Linked DNA regions of Homo sapiens: regions 2 and 3 are each linked to region 1. The links are chromatin loops, found by intact Hi-C in ENCODE. Cell type or tissue: chondrocyte. All regions are shown on one strand. Links, peaks and the distances in the headings refer to the core of each region. The heading gives the core; the rest is flanking DNA.

Region 1 (8,277 bases), core at 2,861-5,360:
CACTCAGCTTGACTTTCAAAGCCTTCCATGCATGGGGCCTGTCATTCATTCAACATTTCCACCCCCCCACACAAAAATGAGAGCTCTTTCCTTTAGTCCACCCAGTGGCCCCACCTCTTCTCTGCCTGCCATCTCTGTGTCTTGCTCACATTGTTCCATTTATCAGATACACTTTCCCTCCCCAGACTTTGCTTCTTCAGGATCAAGCTGACCCATAAAGATGGTCTTATGTACTCAGTCCAAAATGTTCTTTATTTCCTCTGAATTCCTCTAGCATTTACAGTCAAGATCCCACACCCTCTGACTACCACTAATAGAATACACTGGGTTCTTACTGTTGTAAAGACTGATTCAATCACTCCTGAAAATAACTTGGAGAGAGATATGTCCACCTGTTCTTGCCAGTGAGGAAACTGAGGCTCACAAGGTGAACACCCCAGAATTGCATCTGGGATTTGGTTCCAAAGACCACATCCTCACTCCTCACTGTGCTAGATTCTCCTGTATTTGTTTCTTTTCGTCTCCTGATAGGATTTAATGGCACAGATCATTTATTGTGCTATTTTGTTGCTTTTCCAATGGGCCTAGCTAAGGACTGAGAACATGATATTCCTTTGATAAACACTCACTGATTTTGGCTTCTGACTTCCAGACTTAATAATGTTGTGACCCCCAAAAGAGGCAGGCAATTTATGTAAGCAGTGGTCACCAAAATTATTTGCCCTGATAAATAACATAACAATCAGCACCAGGCCAAAGTGACCAGTGATATCCAGATGACAAACTGCTTAACCTCGGCTGTCTCCTTCCTTTTCCTCCTTAAAAATAAGAAAACCAAGGTAAAATGCCTAAGAGCTCATTGCTATTCTGAAATCATTTTGCTTCCAACTCTTATTTAAATCATCTCAGGGGTTTTGTTGACATTATCTGCCAAAGATTGTAATTCATCTTTCCAAAAAGGAGAGAAGCATCAACCCATCAAACAATGCCCTTCCTTCTACAGAGAGCTGAGGTCTGAGTTTCCCTCCCGACTGCTGGGGCAAGTGCTCGCTACCAGGCCAGCTGCTTGCGCAGGGCCCCTGGATGCATTTCTAAAGGGTCATATTTACAGTGTCGGATGGCTGGGCACTGTGGAGCTTAATGGGATTCTTAATAAAGGCAGCCTTCATTAAGACGGGAGTACAGGCAAGGTGCCCTTGCGTTTGAGGAAAGGACGACCCAGTGCAAGACGGATGCTCCCCCTTGGCTTGGAAATCACGCGGGTCAAGTGCCTTGTCATGCATTAACAGCCTTTTAAGTTCCTAGGCAGATTAAGAGGAGCGGTGCAGATAAATGAAAGAAGAGGAATCATGTGATCTGTCTTGGTAGCATAAACATTGAGACACAGCAGCTGCATTTAAACACAGCAATTTGCTAAACGAGTGGTTGGCGACTTTCCAGATGGCCAATGTGACACAGGGCTTGGATGAATCCTTTATTCAATCATGCATCTGTCTAGACAGAGACATTGAAGGCCAGGTTATAGCCACTGCAGGAGTGGCAGCAGCAGCAGCAGCAGCTTTGAAAGCCTTATATAAAACATGCTCGGTATTGCCCGTGAGGCAGCTTGGCCACAGATCAGCTGGAGAGGGTGCGGCGGCATGGTGTGCGTGGAGCCTCCAGGAAAGCCGTCTTCTCAGCTGAATGACGGCCAGCTTGGAACAGGGGCTCTTTCTCTGCCCGTCTTCCTACTGTGTCACTTCACACACCTACCCGAAGAGATGGGGGTGGGTGATCTTAGGGGAATAAGGCAGCAGTATCAGTGTGGAAAGCAGCAATACTGGTTGTGTTCTATGTCCCTTTTTTAAAAATGCGCACATTAAAGTCATTTCAAATGTGTTTTATCTTGAATTTCTAGTTGATTTAAAAATTCCCCAAGTAGATAAAAATGGATGCTTAGCTTTCAGCCATGACCCTACTTTGCCTTCCCTTTTCCCTACTCCTAGCATTCAGTTCAGTCTTGGATTGAGGACTTTGCTAGAGATGATATCCTGAAGTTAGTGGCTGTAGAGGCTAGGGCGTAGACAAGATGACCACTCAGCCCCAGTTCAACTGACTGATTTAAACCAAGTCAGGTAAACTGGAGGCACCCGATGGGCCTTTGGCGTGACTGATAAAAACAGGCAGCCAGAGGGCTTCCCTGGGCTGCAATGGGGACTTACGGGAAATGCAGCTCTACTGATTGGTTTCCCTCTGGTAAGTTGTATCTCCAAGCCTATTTTATTTTTATTCTTTTATTAAGAAGTTTCCATGGGCAAGGGTTTCACTGTGTTCAACAGCCATTCGAGTGTTGTTACCGGAACGTTCTAAGCGTTTAGTAAGCAGCTCTGCCCCACCCCACCCCTGGAACCCTCAGGGCCAGCCACGATTCTTCGCCCTCCACACGGAGCAGCAGCTTCCGTTTACTTCTGACTCACAAGGAGCACTTTAACCTGATGAATCACCAGCAGCACTTCCTGTGACATTCTGGGGAAAACTACAGTTTGCTTAGGAAGGACTCTGAAGCACTTCACTTGCTGTGGTGTTTGATCTGCAATGGGGTGGAAAAATTTCAGTTCTGCTCTGTGTGGACACACCAAAGCCTTCTCACCAACTCTTGGAAGTTTCCTATCATCAGGGCTAGGTCTACTCCATAGTCAGCCTGAAATGAATGGATTAAATGAACAAGGCTGTCCCCGGGAGGATACAGCATATCCCCCTCACTGATCTCACCCAGGATGCCATTCCTTTTGTAACTGTTCTGGGCTTAGTTTACTCATCTGAACCACAAAGCACAGATAATTACCTAAGGGATGATGTTCTCAATTCTCCCAAAGGTGGTACCTCACCAGCGCCATTCTTCAGGTATAGGTAAGAAACAAATCCATACATACAAGAAATGCTTTAGGGTGTGGTCGGCCTAGACCTTATCAATGGAGGGCTTTGATAGTAAGAGTCCAGGCAAGGGTAAGGGAGTTGCCCTACTACCTAAGTTATGCCACAAGGTGAGAACAATGAGCTCTGGAACAGTTCCAAATTCGTTCAAGTCCTGGCAATGAGAAAACAGAAAGGGTAGAAAAGTCAGTGTTTTAACCTTCTACAGAAACAGTTCTCTTAGTATGTCAAATGTAATGCAGGTGAATATTATCGAAAGATCTTCAACTGCATGATCTAGGGCCAGGTATTACAAATCTAAAGCTGACCCAAGGACAGTCACGCACCAAAACAGCCTTTGTGGCATGTGGTGACAAACCAAGTTCCCCTGGCTGTTGTCAGCGTATTGCAGAGGTGGCTTTCCTTATGCTGAGTATGACTGGGCCCCTGATTGCCAGGATACATGGCAATTAAGAAGCATGCAAATTGTGAAAACCTTGAAAACCAAAAGGTGATTAGGTGACAGATTAGGTGATAAGGCAGGCAGTCAGTGCTTCTGCTTTATAAATAAACTCGTTTTTTCTCTTACACAAAACCTGAGGCTATGCTAGATGCCAACATGAGCTCTTTAATGCGACGTTCACGTTAAGCATTTTTATAACCTAATGAAAATTTGATTTTTAAAATGAGCATCAAATGAGGCCTGAAATACTGTTTGAAAATGTCACGACTTTTTAACATTTAAATATAGCTTTACACAGAGTCACCCTTGATTGACATTTTATTCCATTTCAGGGCTGTTAATTAAGAACCGTAGACACTAGCAACAAAGATTAAAGCAGCAGAGGCCGAAAACTTACTGAAATAAAATGCAGCTCTGATTTGCTCAGAGCCCACATCAAAGCGGAAGCACGGATCCTGGCTCATGCACATCTGGTCCACTAGGGGGCAGTGAATGATCGCGCCTCCAGCGGGAGGGCTTGTTCTACATCCACCTGAAGTGTGCAGGCCTTTCACACAAGTGAGATGCGCTGCCGCCAAGGCAGGTGTAGGGACTAGCCAGTTATTGCTACTAGCATAATATGCCAGAAGGATGAAGTGAAATTATCGTTTGAAAAACTGAACAATGAAAAAAGTTCATTTTTACCAATAAATTTGCATGGTAAGGAACAGGTGGTACCGCTGTACCTGCCCGGGTCCTGTTCCCTGGCTCCTGGTGGAGGGCAGTGACCAGGCTGGGCTGCACCCAGAAGGGCAGCCACGGAGAGGGGTAGAGCCAGGGAGCCCCGTTTACGCAGTTGCTGGGGCTAGCAACCACCGGGCACGAGTGACCAAGGCGGGCTTCCCCTACTCATCCTGTCCCTGTGCCGGGGTCCATTTGGGGGAGTCCCAGGCCTGGAAGCCGAACAGCACACATCCAGGGGCACCATCCGAGCCGTAGGCTGTGTGGATGCCCCCTGGAGCCGGGCAGTTCCCAGATCATCCCCGCTCCCACCACGTGGGGGCCCTGTAGAGAGAAAGGCAACACCGGAGCAAAATTAGGAATTGGGGCCAGCTGGATTTCAATGTCTGCGTGTTCCCTTCTCATTCTTCTATCCCCTCCTTGATTCAAGAATCTGGTGCCCTCCTGTCTTTGTCCAGTCCAAACCTGTTCTTCTAGGATATCCAGTCATTCACCTTCCACTGTGTTTCCTTCACCACCTCCCAAGGGAATTTGCATTTAAGCCTATTTATTTATTTTTTGAGACAAGGTCTCCCTCTGTCACCCAGGCTGGAGTGCATTGGAGCAATCATAGCTCACCGCAGCCTCAAACTCCTGGGCTTAAGCGATCCTCCCACCTCAGTCTTCTGAGTAGCTAGTATTACAGGCGCATGCCACCATGCCTGGCTAATTTTCTATTTTTTATTTTTTGTAGAGGCGGAGTCTTGCTAGGTTGCCCAGGCTGGTCTTGAACTCCTGGCCTCAAGCAATCCTCCTACCTCAGCCTCCCAAAACTCTGTGTTTACAGGCATGAGCCACCTTGATCGGCAAGACTTATTTCTAATTCTGAAGCAAAATACAGAGAAAAGGTTTCTCCCTCCTGGCCCTGATTAACAAGAATCTCCCCTGAAAATGGGAAGGAAACCAGATGTGCCATTTCCCCCAGCACTCTGACTTCAGTGATTTTAGAGTGACTTCTGTGTTCCCAGACCCATTTCTTCACATAGTCACCTGGAACATCTCTTTGTTTCCTCGAGAGTCAGTGAAGCCTCGTGGGCAGGTGCAGAGGCTATGCAGATCTGCTTGGGTTCAAATCCCAGCTCTGCCACCTCCTAGGGGCATAGAACCTTGGGCCAACTGCATAGCTGCTATGAGCCTCCATTTCCCCATTGTCACAAATGGCATGGTCATAACCACCTCGTGGGGATGTCATGAGGACTGAACGGAAAGCACTGAAAAGAGCAGAAGGCAGACAAACCAGCACTCGCACCTGCTCCCTCGGCATGGCTTGCTCACCAACGCCGCATTTCCTTTTCCGCTTCTCTCTTCGTTTTGCCTCCGCTTGAGACACAGATGCTCCTGTCCTCGTCCCTCCCCCTCACTTCTCCCTGAAAGGATGGCAGATGGTCTTCTGGCCCCTGACTCAGCGCCTTCCACTCTCCTTCCACCCTCCACACCTACCTGGCCATTGCTGTAGAGAATCAGGTACTTGTCAGGATCCACAGAACTAAAGCAAAGAATGCAAAAGCAAAACCTCATCTTCAGACATTAAGAATGACAGACTCGTTGTGGTGTGTGTGTGTGTGTGGTGTGTGTGTGTGTATGTGTGGTGTGGTGTGTGTGTGTGTGTGGTGGGGAATCCGACACATGTCCTCTGTGTCAGGCCTGTGTTCTATTTGTAGAACAGTCTTGGAAATAGACACTTGCTTACTTCGCCTGGATCAGGAGTGATTTCAGATTCTCTTCATTTAATCGTCTACTTCCACTGTGCAGATTTATAATTAAAATAAGAAACTTATTTATAAAACCAGAGTGGGAGCCGAGAGATGGCTGCAAGGAGATGCTTCTGCTGTTGAGGCCTCTGTGCAGTAGGCTCTAAGTTACACTGGGTGGCCTGGAAGGAGTTGCAGGGACCTCCCAGACATAGCCACAGATCTCTCACATCAGAGGGAAGAGACAGGGCTATTGGCTCCCTAAACCCAGCATATGAGGTGGAGAGTGAGGACATTTCTCTCAGAGAGAGGCTGGGTTTGCATGAGGAATTTCTGTGACCCTTTGCTTTGGGTAGGCACTTTGAGTTTGGGTGCCACTGGCTGGTGCCAGGACCAGGGTAGGCAAGCAGCTCCCCTCAATGGAGGAAGTCTGAAGTATGGGTGGGGCTGGCAGGAGGGTGGAGACGACCGCAGGCGGAGGGGACAAGGAGGCCAGGAAAGAGAAGAAGGAGTGGGAGGAGTGGAGAATGAAATGGCAAGACACAAGTGGTGTGACCTTTCCCAGTGACCCCACAAACCTTCACTGATGTCTATGAAAATCACAAAATGATTTGTGATGGTGCAGTTGGACCTCTTGTCAAAAGCCAGTGAAGGGGCTGAATGGATGCAAGAGGTGGAGCCCGTGCCAAACTCTGGAAATTAACATTGCCGTGGTAAGGCTTTGACGTTGTGTGATGTTGTGTAGCTACATTAAATTTAACACGTAATCCGTCAGTTTATATGGGACTTATTTGTTGTGTTTTTATTTCCAAAGACAGAGGAATCTTCTAGAAATATTTCTTTCTTGTGTCAGTATGAGAAATCTGTATGTCTTTTAAGCACATGAGTTATTATTCTCTCACAGACACTCTGAAGCCTACATTGGATGTTGTTTCCTTCTTTTTTCTGGGGTTATGGGAGCTCAAAGGGAAATGTGTTGTTCATTTCTAAAAAGTGTTTAGGGTATTATGAAATATGTTTTCTTCATTGACTTCATCTTCATATATATGTGTGTGTGTTTATATAAATATATATATATATATATATATATAGGCTTCACCTCCATTCATAAATGTGTGTGTACATGTAATCTTTTATTTTATTCTATATAAACTGCTGGAAGTATTCCAAAATCCTTTTTTAGACAGTGTTGTTATTAATAAGCAACAACATAAATAAATACATTTTACCTGTCCTGGAAGTTCTGACACTTTAATCATTTGCTGTACAGAAATATTCCTCAAGTTTTGTTGTAGTCAAATCTGCCCTGACTTCTGGCTTTAGAGTTCTGCTTTTGCAAAGGACTTTCATCACTCATGTTGTTATGAAGATATTCTCCTGTATTTTCTCCTTCTATATAGTTATAAAATATTGAGATCTTTATTCTAGCTGGAATTTATTTTGATACATACTATGGTATAGGGACTTAACTGTTCCCTAAATAAATAACCAACAGTTATTTGTTAGACTGTTTCCTCCCTAATTTGAAATGTCAGTTTTGTCAAATATTTTTTTCAATGTAAACAGGTGTGTCACTGACCTGCTTGTCTCTTCTTTGCCCCAGTATTTCACTGCTTTTATTGACTGTAACTTAACAGCATGGTTTACTATCTATTGTTCAAGTCCTTCTTCAATTTAAAACAATTCTTTTAGACATAGGGTCTTGTTCTGTTGCACAGGCTGGAGTGCAGTGATGCCATCACAGCTCACTGCACCCTCGCACTCCTGGTCTTGAGCGATCCTCCCATCTCAGTCTCCAGAGTAGCTGGGACCACAGGCGCATGCCATCGCACACAGCTATTTTTTTATTATTATTATTTTTAGTGGAGATAGGGTCTCTCTATGTTGCCCACGCTGGTCTTGAACTCTTGGGCTCAAAGGATTCTCCCACCTCAGCTTCCCAAGGTGCTGGGATTACAGGTGTGAGCCACTGCACTCCATCTCTCTCTCATTCCTTTTCAACAGTTTCTTGGCCGTTATTGCATATTTACCTTTCCAGATGAACTTTAGAATCAACTTGTTAAGCTCCAAAGCAATCTCACAGAGATTTTGATGAAAATTTCATTGAATTTGGCATTTAATTTTGGGATATCTTCCCAATATCCAGTTTACTCATCCAGGAACATAGATACTTTCTATATATTTGGGCTTTCTCTCATGTCTTTAGAAAGGTTGTTATTAAGATTATTTCTGAGTGTATTTAATAATCTGCCAGTCAATTTCTTCTTCAAACAGAGAGGAAGTGGGAAAGATAGTAAAAAGTCAAGTTCCCTGAGGCCAAGAAGTTTCATCATGAAGCCATATTCATCTGCAAAGATTTGACAACCTTTTTCCCAGCAAAGACCAGTTCAGTCCACGTAGGATATAGAAATTATTAGCTAAGAAGGTCTGGACAGTTGAGTAGGTTACAAAAACAAACAAACAAATACGTGT
Region 2 (6,436 bases), core at 2,632-5,131, 580 kb after region 1:
GCCTGTAATCCCAACATTTTGGGAGGCCAAGGAGTTTGAGACCAGCCTGAGCAACATGGAGAGACCCTGCCTCTACAAAAAAAAAAATAGCCAGCACCAGGCACGGTGGTTCATGCCTGTCATCCCAGCACTTTGGGAGGCCAAGGTAGGAGGATCACTTGAGCCCATGAGTTTGAGACCAGCCTGGGCAACATGGAGAGACCTTGTCTCTACAAAAAATAAAAATAAAAATAAATTAGCTGGGGCTGGGCACAGTGGCTCATGCCTGTAATCCCAGCACTTTGGGAGGCCAAGGCGGGCGGATCACAAGGTCAAGAGATGGAGACCATCCTGGCCAACATGGTGAAACCCCGTCTCCACTAAAAATACAAAAATAAGCTGGGCGTGGTGGCACGCGCCTGTAGTCACAGCTGTTCGGGAGGCTGAGGCAGGGGAATCACTTAAACCAAGGACGCAGAGGTTGCAGTGATCCAAGATTGTGCCACTGCACTCCAGCCTGGTGACAGAGGGAGACTCCGTCTCAAATAAATAAATAAATAGGCCGGGCGTGGTGGCACTCACCTGTAGTCCTGGCTTCCCAGGAAGCTGAGGTGGGAGGATGGCTTCAGTCCCAGAAAGTCAAGGCTGCAGTGAGCCGTGATCATGCCACTGCACTGCACTCCAGCCTGGGCAATACAGCCATAACCTGTCTTAGAAAAAAAAAAACAAAAAATACAGAGTTCTTGCCTTTAAGGTGTACAGTGCAGTGGGACAAGCAGATACAACTGGAGAACCACAATTGTGATTGCAGTAATTAATATACACAATATTACAGGATTACAGAAAAGAGGTACGTCCCCTATCCTAGAGGGGATGGAGGAAGGGCATAAAGTACATTAATGACGATCTGTAATTCAGTTGTTTAAATTGAGCATGGGAGAGGGTGTTCAGGCCTCTTCGACTGGATGACTTTGTAATTTGGGATAAAACACCCAATAACTTGGCCGGGTACCAGGGCTCATGCCTGTAATCTTAGCACTTTGGGAGGCTGAGGCGGGCAGATCACTTGAGGTCAGGAGTTCAAGACCAGCCTGACCAACATGGTGAAACCGTCTCTATCAAAAATTCAAAATTACCCAGGCATGGTGGTGCATGCCTGTAGTCCCAGCTACTCGGGAGGCTGAGGCACGAGAATTGCTTGAACCCGGGAGGTGGAGGTTGCAGTGAGCTGAGATCGTGCCATTCCACTCCAGCCTGGGCAACAGAGCAAGACCCTGTCTCATAAAAACAAAAACAACAACAACAAAAACCCAATAACTGTAAAGTAAAATATGTCAACTTGTGACTAAGGATTCATGTGGAAGAAGAAAAGCGTCTAATATCATAAAGGAACATCAAGATTGTGGGGTTAGAGCTAGAAGATGTTGGTTTTATTTTAAAATTTCTGTCTTTTTTATGTTCTTCCCTGCCTATATCACAGAAAATCAAATATAAGAAATGAATTGCCTGCAAGTGGTGGTTTTTAAACTCTTCTCTCTGATATAGTCTCTGTTAAACTTGGGAATAAATAAAGGTACCATCACCAGACTAGGGGAAGATTAGCATTGTTTGAGGTTAGGATTTAAAAAAAACAAAACAAGGCCGGGTGCAGTGGCTCATGCCTGTAATCCCAGCACTTTGGGAGGCCAAGGTGGGCGGATCACCTGAGGTCAAGAGTTCAAGACCAGCCTGACCAACATGGTGAAACCCCGTCTCTACTAAAAATAAAAAATTAGCCGGGCATGGTGGCGCATGCCTGTATTCCCAGCTACTCGGGAGGCTGAGGCAGAAGAATCGATTGAACCAGGAGGTGTAGGTTGCAGTGAGCCGAGATTGCACCGCTGCACTCCAGCCTGGGCAGTAAGAGCAAAACTCTGTCTCAAACAACAACAATAACAACAACAACAAAAAATTCACTAGATTTGCAATCACTGCCTTCATATAAGATTAAAATATGAAGAAAAACTCAAGGTTAACTGCACTTGAGGTTTTCTAAATTATGGGATTGAAGGGGTCTATATAATTTTAAACATTAAAAAAAGTTTAATCTTTACAACCCTGTGGTCCCCTCCATTTTATAGCTGAGAGAATTGAAGCATGGAGGTTTAAAAACATGCCCAAGATCATACAGCTAGTAAGTAGCAGAGCTGGGATTTGCACCCAAGTCTATTCAATTCCAGTGCCTATTACTCACCATATCATCCTGTCAAAATAGAAACCTTGTGTGGGCCCATTGCTCTCAAGATGTCCTGTGGCCATAAATGCACCCTGGCAGGAGCAAGCTGGTATAGACAACCAGTAAAGTGTATGGCCGTGCCAGTACAAAGCCAACACTGCTCCTGGAAAATATTGATAGTGCCATATTCAACTAATCGTCAAATTTTAATATCATCGATGCCACTGAAAGTATCTTAATCATTCTCATGAATATTTTGTAATATGAGACATTGAGAAGATAAGACAGTATTGAAATAAATATCTAGATTTAAAAAATATAAAATTTGAATGATTAGTAGAGGGAAGCAGAGGATAGTAAATATGTGTGAAAATAATAACATAAAAGTTAACTTTAGATATATTATCTTTAAACACTGCATGTGCAGTATACCAATTTATATCCTCTTTAATATTATAGTCTTTTTCATGTGCATGTGTGATATATTGTCCATTCACCAAGACTATAATCCCTGAGTCCGATAGTGTATTTTCTTTTAAAAAGAAATCAACATTAAAACAGGAAAGATTATCTAAGCTTACTCTCAAGTAGTTTAATACATTTGAGGAAATAAATTAGGTTATGGATGCTTATAAGCGATATAAAAAATCAAATTAACACGATGTAGGTGATTTATTCCAAATTTGATCTGTTACATTTGGAGGAATTGGTTGTTGGATTTAGAAGTGTACAAAATACCATTAGAGAGTGAAAAAAAAGGGAAGTCTGTTATAACTGAATAGGGGCGTGGTCTGCTCAGGCTAAAAGGAATAGATAGTAGTTTCATAAAGGACTGATATAACTGTAGAGTCTTCAGAACTGGCCACTACAGCCAGCACATTTTCTCTACAGACGTAAGTATGTCTATTAATACCAGCCAGCTTGGTGAGTTAGAGAAACCACAGCCTGTGGATTTGGGCACATGCACTCTCTGCCTGCATCTAATCCTTCGGGTAACCATATACCTACAACTCCTGTAATCCTAGAGCAGTTACATGGATGCACTAAGTGGTGTGATGGGAGGGAAAGATAGCATCACAAGGATTCGTTTGATTGTAACAGTAATCCACACCAAGTCAAATAAAATAGCCAAACAGTTTAGAATGTGGTCTCTAATGAATTTGCTAATTCTACCAGGGCCTCACAAACATTTCCTGCTAGAGTACCCCATATCAAACCAAGTGGCTGTTCTTTAATTACATGGAATAATTATTTGATTTCCAGGAAGTTAAGACAGTGCTTTGTATTTAAATAAAAAGTTCTAGACATGCTGTGAAACTCGATCAAACCAAGAAAAAGGGTGAAACTGAATGCCTGCTCACTGACTCAAGATTTCAGCTGCTCAGCGAGCCTGACGTGACGGCTTATGAGCCCAGAAAAGGGGTATTTTAAACCCGGCTGGCTGGATCATGTCACTTTCTTATAGAAGCCCTGCCTTTCCAGAGACCTAAAGTGTAACGCAATCAGAGACCTTTGAGGGGCTCGAGGCTCGGCGGCTTCCGCCCCTCAGCACCAGCAGAGACCCCAGTTTTCAGGGGACATGATCCCATAGTGTCGCCCTCACTTTTGAAGGGCCATTAAAAGCCTGGGGCCTCTTATCTCAACGGCTTTGGGCGTGAATGTGGGGCAAGAAGGGGGGGGGAGACCTGTGGGTGTCTCTTTTGCCTGAGGAGTTGGAGACACTTGTGGAAAAGTCAGGCCCTTTTCGCTCCGGCGGCCGCTCCGGTGTGGGGCTGGCTTGGGTTAGACACATGCACACATACACCATAGAGCTCTGCTTTCCCGTAGCAGCTGCTGCCTCTGCCTCTGCCTCTCCCGCCTCAGCCTCTTTGCCCGGCATACACACACATTCAGATTTGCGCGCTGTTTCAATCCTTGATGACGTGTCCCCGGAGACAGCCAATAGCAAACGGGCTCTGGTCAGGACAATGGGAGGTATCGGGCCAATGAGCGAGCCCCGTGAGTTGGCGGTAGCCAATAGGAGCCGCGCTGGCTGGAGAGTAATGTTACAGAGCGGAGAGAGTGAGGAGGCTGCGTCTGGCTCCCGCTCTCACAGCCATTGCAGTACATTGAGCTCCATAGAGACAGCACCGGGGCAAGTGAGAGCCGGACGGGCACTGGGCGACTCTGTGCCTCGCTGAGGGTGAGTCTGGGGCAGCGCCGCGGCGGGGAGAGCGCCTCCGGCAGCTCCCCAGCCCGCGCGGCGGCCGGATCCCCGCGGCCGGGAGCCGGCGGGTCAGGATCCACACAAAGGCAAATGAGGGGGGACCGTGGGGGGAACTGCGCACGGAGCGAGCCTCTGCCCGGGCGCCGGGAACGCTGCCCCGCGCCGGTGCCCCGGCCCTCAGGCAGCCTGAGGCGCCGGGAGCCCCGCGCCCCGCGAGTTTCCACCCCCGGCGGCGTCCGCGCTGACTGGCGCAAAAAAAAAAATTTTTTTTTTAATTAAAAAAATTTTGAACGTGTTTTGGGCCCTCGGGCCGGGCGTTCGGGCGGGCGGCGTGCGCGGAGCGCGGCCGGGGCGGCGGGGCCGGCGCGGCTCGGCGGCGGCGGCGGGAGGGCAGCGGCGGCGCTTCCCCGGGCTGCATTGGCCGCCGCCGCAGCGAGCCGGGCGCTGGCGGGGAGCGCGGCCAGCCGGGCGGGCGGCGGGGCGGGCGGGGCGCCGCGGCGGGCGAGGGCGGCGCGGGGGCCTGGGGGCGGCAGTGCGGGCCCGGCCGGCCTCGGCCCGGTCGCGGCGGCGGCGGCGGCCGGGCGGCGGGGGGAGCGGCGCCGCTGCGCTCGCTGGAACATGGCTGACTCGGGCCCGGCGCTGCTGGCTGGAGAGAAAACAAGGCGGGCGGGCGGGGGAGCTGGGCGCAGCAGTTCCGAGGCAACTTTTTTTTTCCTCTCTCTTTTCACAGCCCCGCGTTCTCCGTGCGGGGGCGGCGGGGCGCGCGGCCCGCGCGGAGGGAGACGGGGAGTGGCGGGCGGGTGGGCCCTCGGGCGGCCCCCACCGCGGCGGGGGGAGGGGAGCGGCGCGGAGGGGAGGGCCCGGCCGCGCGCCCCCCGCCCCTCCCCCGGCCGTAATGGCCGAGTGTGTGCGCCAGAGCGCGGCTCGCACCCCGCCCGCCGCCGCCGCCGCGCCCGCACCCTCGCACTCACACACTCTCTCATACACACACACACACACACACACACACAAAGGGAAGGAGCCATATTCTCGCTCGCGCTCGCCCTCGCGGCGGCGGCGGCGCAGGCGGAGAAGACGCGCAGCGGCCATTCCGTGCGCGCCGGCCCCGGCGGCCGCGGGCGGAGCCAGCCCCCATTTCGAGCGGGGCTTCTCCCTGCGCCGAGCCTGACAAAATGGGGGCGGCGGCGGCGCGGGCCTGCAGGGCCTGCCGGGCGCACGTGGCGGCCTCGGGCCTGGGAGCCGGGCCGCGTCCTCTCTCCTCGGCCGCGCGGCCACCGGCGAAGTTCTAGGGGCGGGGGGCTCGCCCCGCGCAGGAGTCACCCCAACTTTCACGGCTCCAAAAAATACTTCCCGAGTTGGGGGAGGGGGCCACCGAGCCACGAGCAGGAGTGGCTTTTGTCCCTCATCCTTGTTTACTCGGAGAAACTTCAGACCGGACGTGTTTAGTCAGAACAGAAATACATCTCAGGGCCAAACCGATAGGAAACGAGGCTGCCTCGCGGTGGCACCGCCACCCCCCAACCGGGTTCCGAGCACCGGAGCTGGCTGCTGCTCCCTCTTTGGAGCAAAGTTTTATGCAAAGAGGGTGTTTTTTGAAACTTTCGGTGCACGGTGATTTTTTTTTTTTAAGGTCCCATAATTAGGAAGAGTCGACTCGCTTAGGCCCTTGTTTATTCCCTATCTAGTGCAAAGCCACGAATTGGCAGCATGTTTTCTGACCTTTGGTTTGGTTGGTTTAAAATGGTGTTCTAGATTTTAAAATCGTTTAAGTGACCAGTTAGATACTCATTCAGAGCAGACTCGGGCGGATAGATAGGGAATACTGTATGGGTATATCTTTGTGTCTAGACTTTTTGAGATCGCCCTGAAGGACTGTTTTTGTTTTGTTTTGTTTGCTTGGCATAGCCCCTTCAAGGAATTTAATCTCTCGGCCATATTCTTGTCTGATTTTACGGAGGTTGATGTCGCTACTGTGTTAAATAACCAGTACTTTGGTTTTCATTCCCTTACTAAGTACTTTAAGGTCTTATATGTCA
Region 3 (6,436 bases), core at 2,632-5,131, 250 kb after region 1:
GGGAATGAAGCCAGAGTTGGGAAATGTAGCTATGAAAAAAGAGAGTTGATATCACCATTTTAAAACCCTGATGCCCTGCCAGCAACATCGCCCAGAGATTGAGATCCTTGAGACCAGGGAGGAGGCTTGTGTTTGCAGGGAATGCCTTTGGGTGCCACCACTAGGTCAGACGCTAAACCACATCCTGATGCCTCATAGATGCCCATTGGGGAAATAGATTCTGTCACGTCTCAAGGTATGTATTTATTAAAACCCATGGGAATGGAAAGACAGCAGAGAAAAAGAAAGTAGAACAACACAGGATGAAGGGGCTGTGCTGCCTACAGTAAACAGAACCCAGGAAGCTGATTACAGCAGAGATGGAGGTCACCTCCCCTTCCTCTGTGCCCCTGCCATCCTCAGCATTCTCCCCCTGCTCCCTGAACAGCCCTTCCTGCCACTCATGGGACACCCTACACATGACACGGCCACTGCCAGGCTCCAGGAGTCTGGATAGGAATAACCAGATACATGATGAGCCTACAGTGTTGTTTTAAAGTTTATCTTATTTATTTATTTTAGGGGCAGGGTCTCACTCTGTCACCCAGGCTGGAGTGCAGTGGCACAATCACAGCTCAATCATAACTCACTCACTGTAGCCTTAGAGTCCTGAGCTCAAGTGATCCTCTTGCCTCAGCCTTCCAAGTAGCTGGGACTATAGGTGTACACCATCAAAACCAGTAATTTATTATTATTCTTTGTAGAGATGCTTTGCTTTGTTGCCCAGGCAGGTCTCCAACTCCTGGCTTTAAGCAATCCGCCCACTTTGGCCTTCCAAAATGTTGGGGTTACAGGAGCAGACATTGTGCCCAGCAAGGTTACAGTTTAAAATAATCACAGAAGTCCCTTTCTGAGAGAGTTCAAAAACAAATGTTATGGAAATTCTGCCAGAAAGATGTATAAGAGCTGGACTTGGGGAAGGTTTTAAGAAAGAGGGACTGGAGTGGGACCCTCACGGGTGAGTAGGGTATAGATAGTTGGGGTGGGGCTGAGGAAAGAAGCTTCTGGGTGTGACCCTATCCTCACAGAGGACAAGAGTGTGGGGAGGGAGAGAGCACAGAGCTCCCACTGGGCACCAGGGGAGGTGAGGGCGATCATGCGTGGTGCGGAAGATCACATAGGACCTTGAGAGCTACTTCTAGCAACAACTGTATTCTGAGTGCCCTTGTGGGGTCTGCTGAAGGGTTTTCAACTAATAGGATGAAATCAACTAGGAATACCAATGGGTCTGTCTGTAAGACCAGGAGCTGCCTTTAGGTCTCCAGCATAGCACATGCTCAGGTGTTATGTATGTGTTGAACTCAATTTAGGTTTATAGATAGATAGGAAAGAACAGGGATATTTGATCTGGTGTAAATCCTACTCTTCATTGGAAATGGAAGTTAATGGTTGTGAACCCCCCAAAAGAAGACAAACCCTGTAGTCACAAAGATTATGAAGTCATCTCAGGTTGATCTCTCTTTGCTGCCTATAGCCTTTCCTGGTAAATAATCAATGTTTCAACAAGTGCAAATCAAAATAACACTTCTTTTGCTCCTGGTTTATAAATGAGTCAGTGCTGAATTCTGATAGTAAGAAGCAAACCCCTATGATAGTCTACGAAGCTTGCCTCAAAGTCTATGCCTACCCTTCGTCCTGGTCTTCCAAGCTTGCTTCCCAAGCCAACCTGACGTGTGGAGAGCTGCTGATCTGAATGAGTACTTAGCTGCCAAAATGTACCCAAAATTGTACAGCAGAAATAATAGTAACATGACATATAGAATGCTAAGAAATCATTACCAAGTGTCATATCAAGAAACGCTGCATGAACTTGGACAAGAAGAGAAGCAAGCTCATTGGTTCAGTGGTTCATGCTGGTGGGGGTACTCTAGCCTCGGGAGCCACTGTTTGGACCGAACATTCCAGCTTGTCTGCCATATGCTTCTCTCTGTATTTTGGCTTCATTCTCACCAAAGGGTTGTGGACCCTTTTCCCCAGCAGTCACACAATCTGACCACCAGCAGCTTCGAGGTTCTTCTTCCTCCTCCAAAAAGGAACATTTCTTTTCTTTCTTTCTTTTTTTTTTTTTTTTGATGGAGTTGCACTCTTGTTGCCCAGGCTGGAGTACAATGGCACAATTGCGGCTCACTGCAACCTCCACCTCCCAGGTTCAAGCAATTCTCCTGCCTCAGCTGCCTCAGCCTCCCAAGTAACTAGGATTACAGACATGTGCCACCATGACTGGCTAATCTTTTGTATTTAGTAGAAATGGGGTTTCACCATGTTGGTTAGGCTGGTCTCAAACTCCTGACCTCAGGTGATCCACCTCCTTCGGCCTCCCAAAGTGCTGGGATTAAAGGCATGAGCCACTGCGCCCAGCCAAAAAAGAAACATTTCTTCCCCACCAGCAGTAGCACAAATAAATCTCAGGGAGAGACCCTGATCAGCCGTGACTGGGTTGGTGTCCTCCCTCAAGGGGACTATGGCCAGAGAGGTGGAGACACAGAAAGGGAGACAACCCCCATTCAGACCACATTGCTGGAGCCTGGGGACCAAAGGCAGTTCTGTCAAAGATGGTAGAAGGGACACAAAGGACCCATTCTGACCCAGGAAGCCAACCAAATGGTGTGCATACCAGCTTGTCATGCATGGAGGCCTGGAAGGGTTCTGTCATTCTCCTGAGTGGCCCTGCCTGGGTTTCCGGGTCCCTGCCTCCAGTTGCTTCTGATTCCTGATGATCAAAAGACCCCACTGATTTTTTTCACCTCTTTGAGTCAAACTGCCCTCTCTGCTGGATCCTTAGCAGTCACTGATGCCCGCAGTTAAAAATTCAACCTTTCATGGGTACAAAGAAAGAAGAAATAAGACCTAGCATTTGCTAGCACAACAGGGTGACTATAGTAAAACATAATTTAATTATACATTTTAAAATAATTAAAAGAATATAATTGGATTGTTTGAAACACAAAGGATAAATACTTGAGGTGATGGATACCCTATTTACCCTGCTGTGATTGTTATGTATGACATTCCTGTATCAAAATATCTCATGTAACCCATAAATATATACACCTACTGTGTACCCACAAAAATTTTAAAAAGTCAGCCTTTCTATAGAGTTAACATTGTGCCAGGTAGGCACAACAATGAGAAATGACAAGAGGAAATGATGAGCTAAAATGCCTATTTTCTCTCACGAAGCGATGTAATACAGAAGCCTTACGTTTTCTGGTTATCTGGCCAAAAGAAATCCTGTCATTGCCCTTGGTTATCAAATAGACCTCATGTTCTTGTCAGTCAGAGAATTGTGGAAATTTGCAGCTTAAAAATGTAAGGTGTGGGTGAAATCAGATTAGGTTTGACTTCATTGTTCAACAGAGGTTCACAGATGGGTCCCCTAATGACTAGGGTTTTGGTGTCCTTGGCCAAGGTTAAGTGACGAGTTAGGTCATCGGTCATTGCCATCCCTAGTGGTTAAAGCTTGGCCAGGAGCAATCCCACTTATTAAGAAAAATGCCTTGCCGAGGGGTAGAACGTTAATTTAATTTAGGGATAGTACAATTGTATCTGCACATTCTGCATTTCACTGTTGATACAGCCTGAGCCTGCCTGGCTGGTTGCAATTGTTTTAAATCCTCTGGCACCATTGATCCCTAATTGACCCCAGATTCCTGAGCGCCAGGAGCAGCCCTGACTTGTTTATTGCTGGCCCTGGGCCACCGTGCGGGTGTCCGCTGAGTTCCGCTGAGCTCAGCCACAAAGGCTGCTCTCTGACTGTGAGTCAGCCTAGCCCACGGCCAGCCAAGCCCATGGCCAGCAGGAGGACCTCCTCCAGCTTTCAAAAACAACAGGGCTTCCCTGTAGCTAAAATGCTTATTTTCTCTTATGAAGCGGTGTAATGCAGAAGCCTTAGTTTTCTGGTTATCTGGCCAGTAGAAATCTGGTCACCCCCTTGGTTATCAAATAGCTGGTTGCTGCTGCCTAGGCAGGCTATAACCTATAAAAATGTTAAAGGCGGTTCACTTCACTCAACGACAAGCTGTCCTTTTGCCCTGGGGGTACCTCCCAAGCCTTAGCCAGCTGGCTTTGAAAGTCTCACGTGGGTGAGTGGGTGCCTGACTGGGTGCAGCTGATGCCCCGATCCCTGATGACAGGTGTCCCCAGTGTCATCTTTATGTACAGAGAAAAGTGAGTTAGTGCTTTGAGAAATCAGCTGTGCACACAAAGAGCAAACCAGGACCCTCTCTGGTCCCAGCTGGTTCTGTTAGAGTGAGCTGGGGTTCTGCGAAACCACATTTGGTATGGGAATGCAAGCTGCAATTTGGTCAAAGGTACATTGACAGCCTGAAGGAGACTGCATTTAAGCCCTACACTAAAACAATGGGGAGCCTGAGTCCAATATTTACTGGGTGTTCCAATAAAGATCTAGAGCACAAAGGCTCTCTGGGGACCTCCATCACAAATAGCGCAGCACACATTCATCTGGCCACATTGGCACTTGTTAGCTCTCAGGCAGATTCAGATGGGGGGTTGGGGGGCGTGTTCCCTCCAAGAATCCTGCTGGCCTACCTTGAAAATCAAAACTGCATGGTCAGATGCAGACAGGAGGAATGTTGCTAAGCTTCGGAAACCACTTAAATACTTTGAACAGAATGGCTCCTCAATTGAGGACAAAAGTATACTTTTCTCTTAAACTGCAAACCTGGAATGTGCCTTCTGATGATTATAGGCAGAGTCCACACTCAAGTGATGGGAACCAGGCCCATGCTCTGCATATGGTGTCCAGGCTGCAGGGCAGCTGTGCCTTAATGAGATCCAGAAGCCTGCTGGCTCCCCAGCAGGCCCTCGGGAGCGAGGGCGTCCAGCACGGGTCCCAAGGGCTCCCCACCCTTCTTGGAGGCTTGGCACCCCGCCTGCCTGACCCCAGGGTTCTGCACATATGCACCGGAGGCAGCCTGGTCCCCCATACACGGATGCTTTAGTTGGATGACCGGAAAGGGGTGTGGTATGGGGGTCAGAGCATCTGAACAGACAGAGCTTTTCCCAGGGCCTCCTCCTTGGCTCAAACCATGACCTGCCTGCATCCAGATCTCCTCTCGCTCTCATTATCACACCAACTGCCTCTGCAAAATGCAGATACACTTTGCTGTTTTTGCACTTGGTAGAAATGACATCTTTTTTTTGAAACATAATAAAGCCCAGTGATAACACAGCTACAATAACATAAGATCAGGCTGGGCATGGTGGCTCACGCCTGTAATCTCAGCACTTTGGGAGGCCGAGGCGGGCGGATCACGAGGTCAGGAGATCAAGACCATCCTGGCTAACATGGTGAAACCCTGTCTCTACTAAACAAAAGAATGCAAAAAAAAAAATTAGCTGGTCATGGTGGCGGGCACCTGTAGTCCCAGCTACTCGGGAGGCTGAGACAGGAGAATGGCGTGAACCCGGGAGGTGGAGCTTGCAGTGAGCCGAGATTGTGCCACTGCACTCCAGCCTGGGCGACAGAGGGAGACTGTGTCTCAAAAAAAAAACAAAAACAAAACAAAACCATAACATCAGATGGGTGTAAATAAGGGGGGTTGATTTCTGCTCTCTGCAGCAGATTTACCTGGTCATTCAATCCATCTGTTGTAACACAAGCCCACACCTTTTTTGAGCCTGAATTTTTTGGGTCCTACTTAGGAAGTTATTATATTTGCTAAGGCCCTGAAGTGTGCATGGAAACATGCAAAGCATGCACAGCCACTCTCCACCTGCTGCCAGGGCCGTGTTGGTGAGATGAAGCTCTGATGAGATGCCACTGCTAAGGAGATTTCAGCATTATGGAGCTCAGATTTTAAATGCCAGCAGATCATTGTCACTAACCGGTAGTCCCCAAAGCATAGAGCAGCAGTGAAAGAGGGTACATGTGGCCCAGGTGATGATATTAGCCTATTGTGGAGGTGACGGCTAGAAAATGGCTCAATGGCCAGCCTGGACACCATATTCAGAGCATGGGCCTGGTTCCCATGCTCTGGAATGTGGATTCTGCCTATAATCATCAGAGGGCACATTCCAGGTTCTTGGTTGACAAGAAAAGTATATTTTTGTCTGCAATTGAGAAATGAAGATAGGACATTTGTTCTAGTCTCCAGAGGACAGCAGAGTCAGACCTACCCTTGTTGACAAGCTGCCTCCTCACACACCTCTGGGAAGGGAAATGTGGCTGGTATTTAATTCTCCACCATTTTGTCTTGGTAGATGTGACAATGGCACCAGACCCAGCTGCTCCCTGAATGCACAACTGTATTTTCCAGCCCTGTGTCCCCCAGCACCATTATCACAGCCATTGGTCCCAGGGATGGAGCGTTCTTGGGTGGAGGGGACCTGCTCATCACATCCTTGCTTTGGCGTCACTGTCAAATGGGAACACTCT

Evidence for each region. Hi-C counts contacts between places; a loop is a spot of excess contacts. Peaks named below come from ENCODE experiments on the same cell type or tissue, not always from the same donor. Only the 100,000 strongest peaks of a DNase experiment are listed, where the experiment ranks them.
Region 2: it touches region 1 in a loop (6-fold over the local background); 20 of 110 quality-filtered maps call a loop at or near these places.
Region 3: it touches region 1 in a loop (3-fold over the local background); 43 of 110 quality-filtered maps call a loop at or near these places.

What each region holds. Positions count from the first base shown.
Region 1 is chr13:31,040,135-31,048,411 of GRCh38, reverse strand. LOC124903147 (a long non-coding RNA gene) reads right to left here and starts at 2,310. Exons shown (of 2, transcript XR_007063744.1): 1 at 2,202-2,310; 2 at 1,462-1,748. RefSeq lists enhancers at 1,095-1,624, 1,925-3,124. In chondrocyte, for the core only: CTCF peaks have their summits at 3,624 and 3,837 (motif pointing right); no DNase peak of the experiment used is centred there.
Region 2 is chr13:30,463,736-30,470,171 of GRCh38, reverse strand. HMGB1 (high mobility group box 1) reads left to right here and starts at 4,236. Exons shown (of 5, transcript NM_002128.7): 1 at 4,236-4,376. RefSeq lists enhancers at 3,277-4,052, 4,053-4,828 and silencers at 4,264-4,573, 5,173-5,812. In chondrocyte, for the core only: no CTCF peak of the experiment used is centred there; DNase peaks (open chromatin) are centred at 4,191 and 5,046.
Region 3 is chr13:30,790,110-30,796,545 of GRCh38, reverse strand. No RefSeq gene overlaps it. Among named protein-coding and RNA genes, the nearest start is that of LINC00398, 9.9 kb to the left of the region's middle. RefSeq lists enhancers at 3,350-3,866, 3,620-3,914, 2,792-5,765 and a silencer at 3,620-3,914. In chondrocyte, for the core only: CTCF peaks have their summits at 3,636 and 3,838 (motif pointing right); a DNase peak (open chromatin) is centred at 3,770.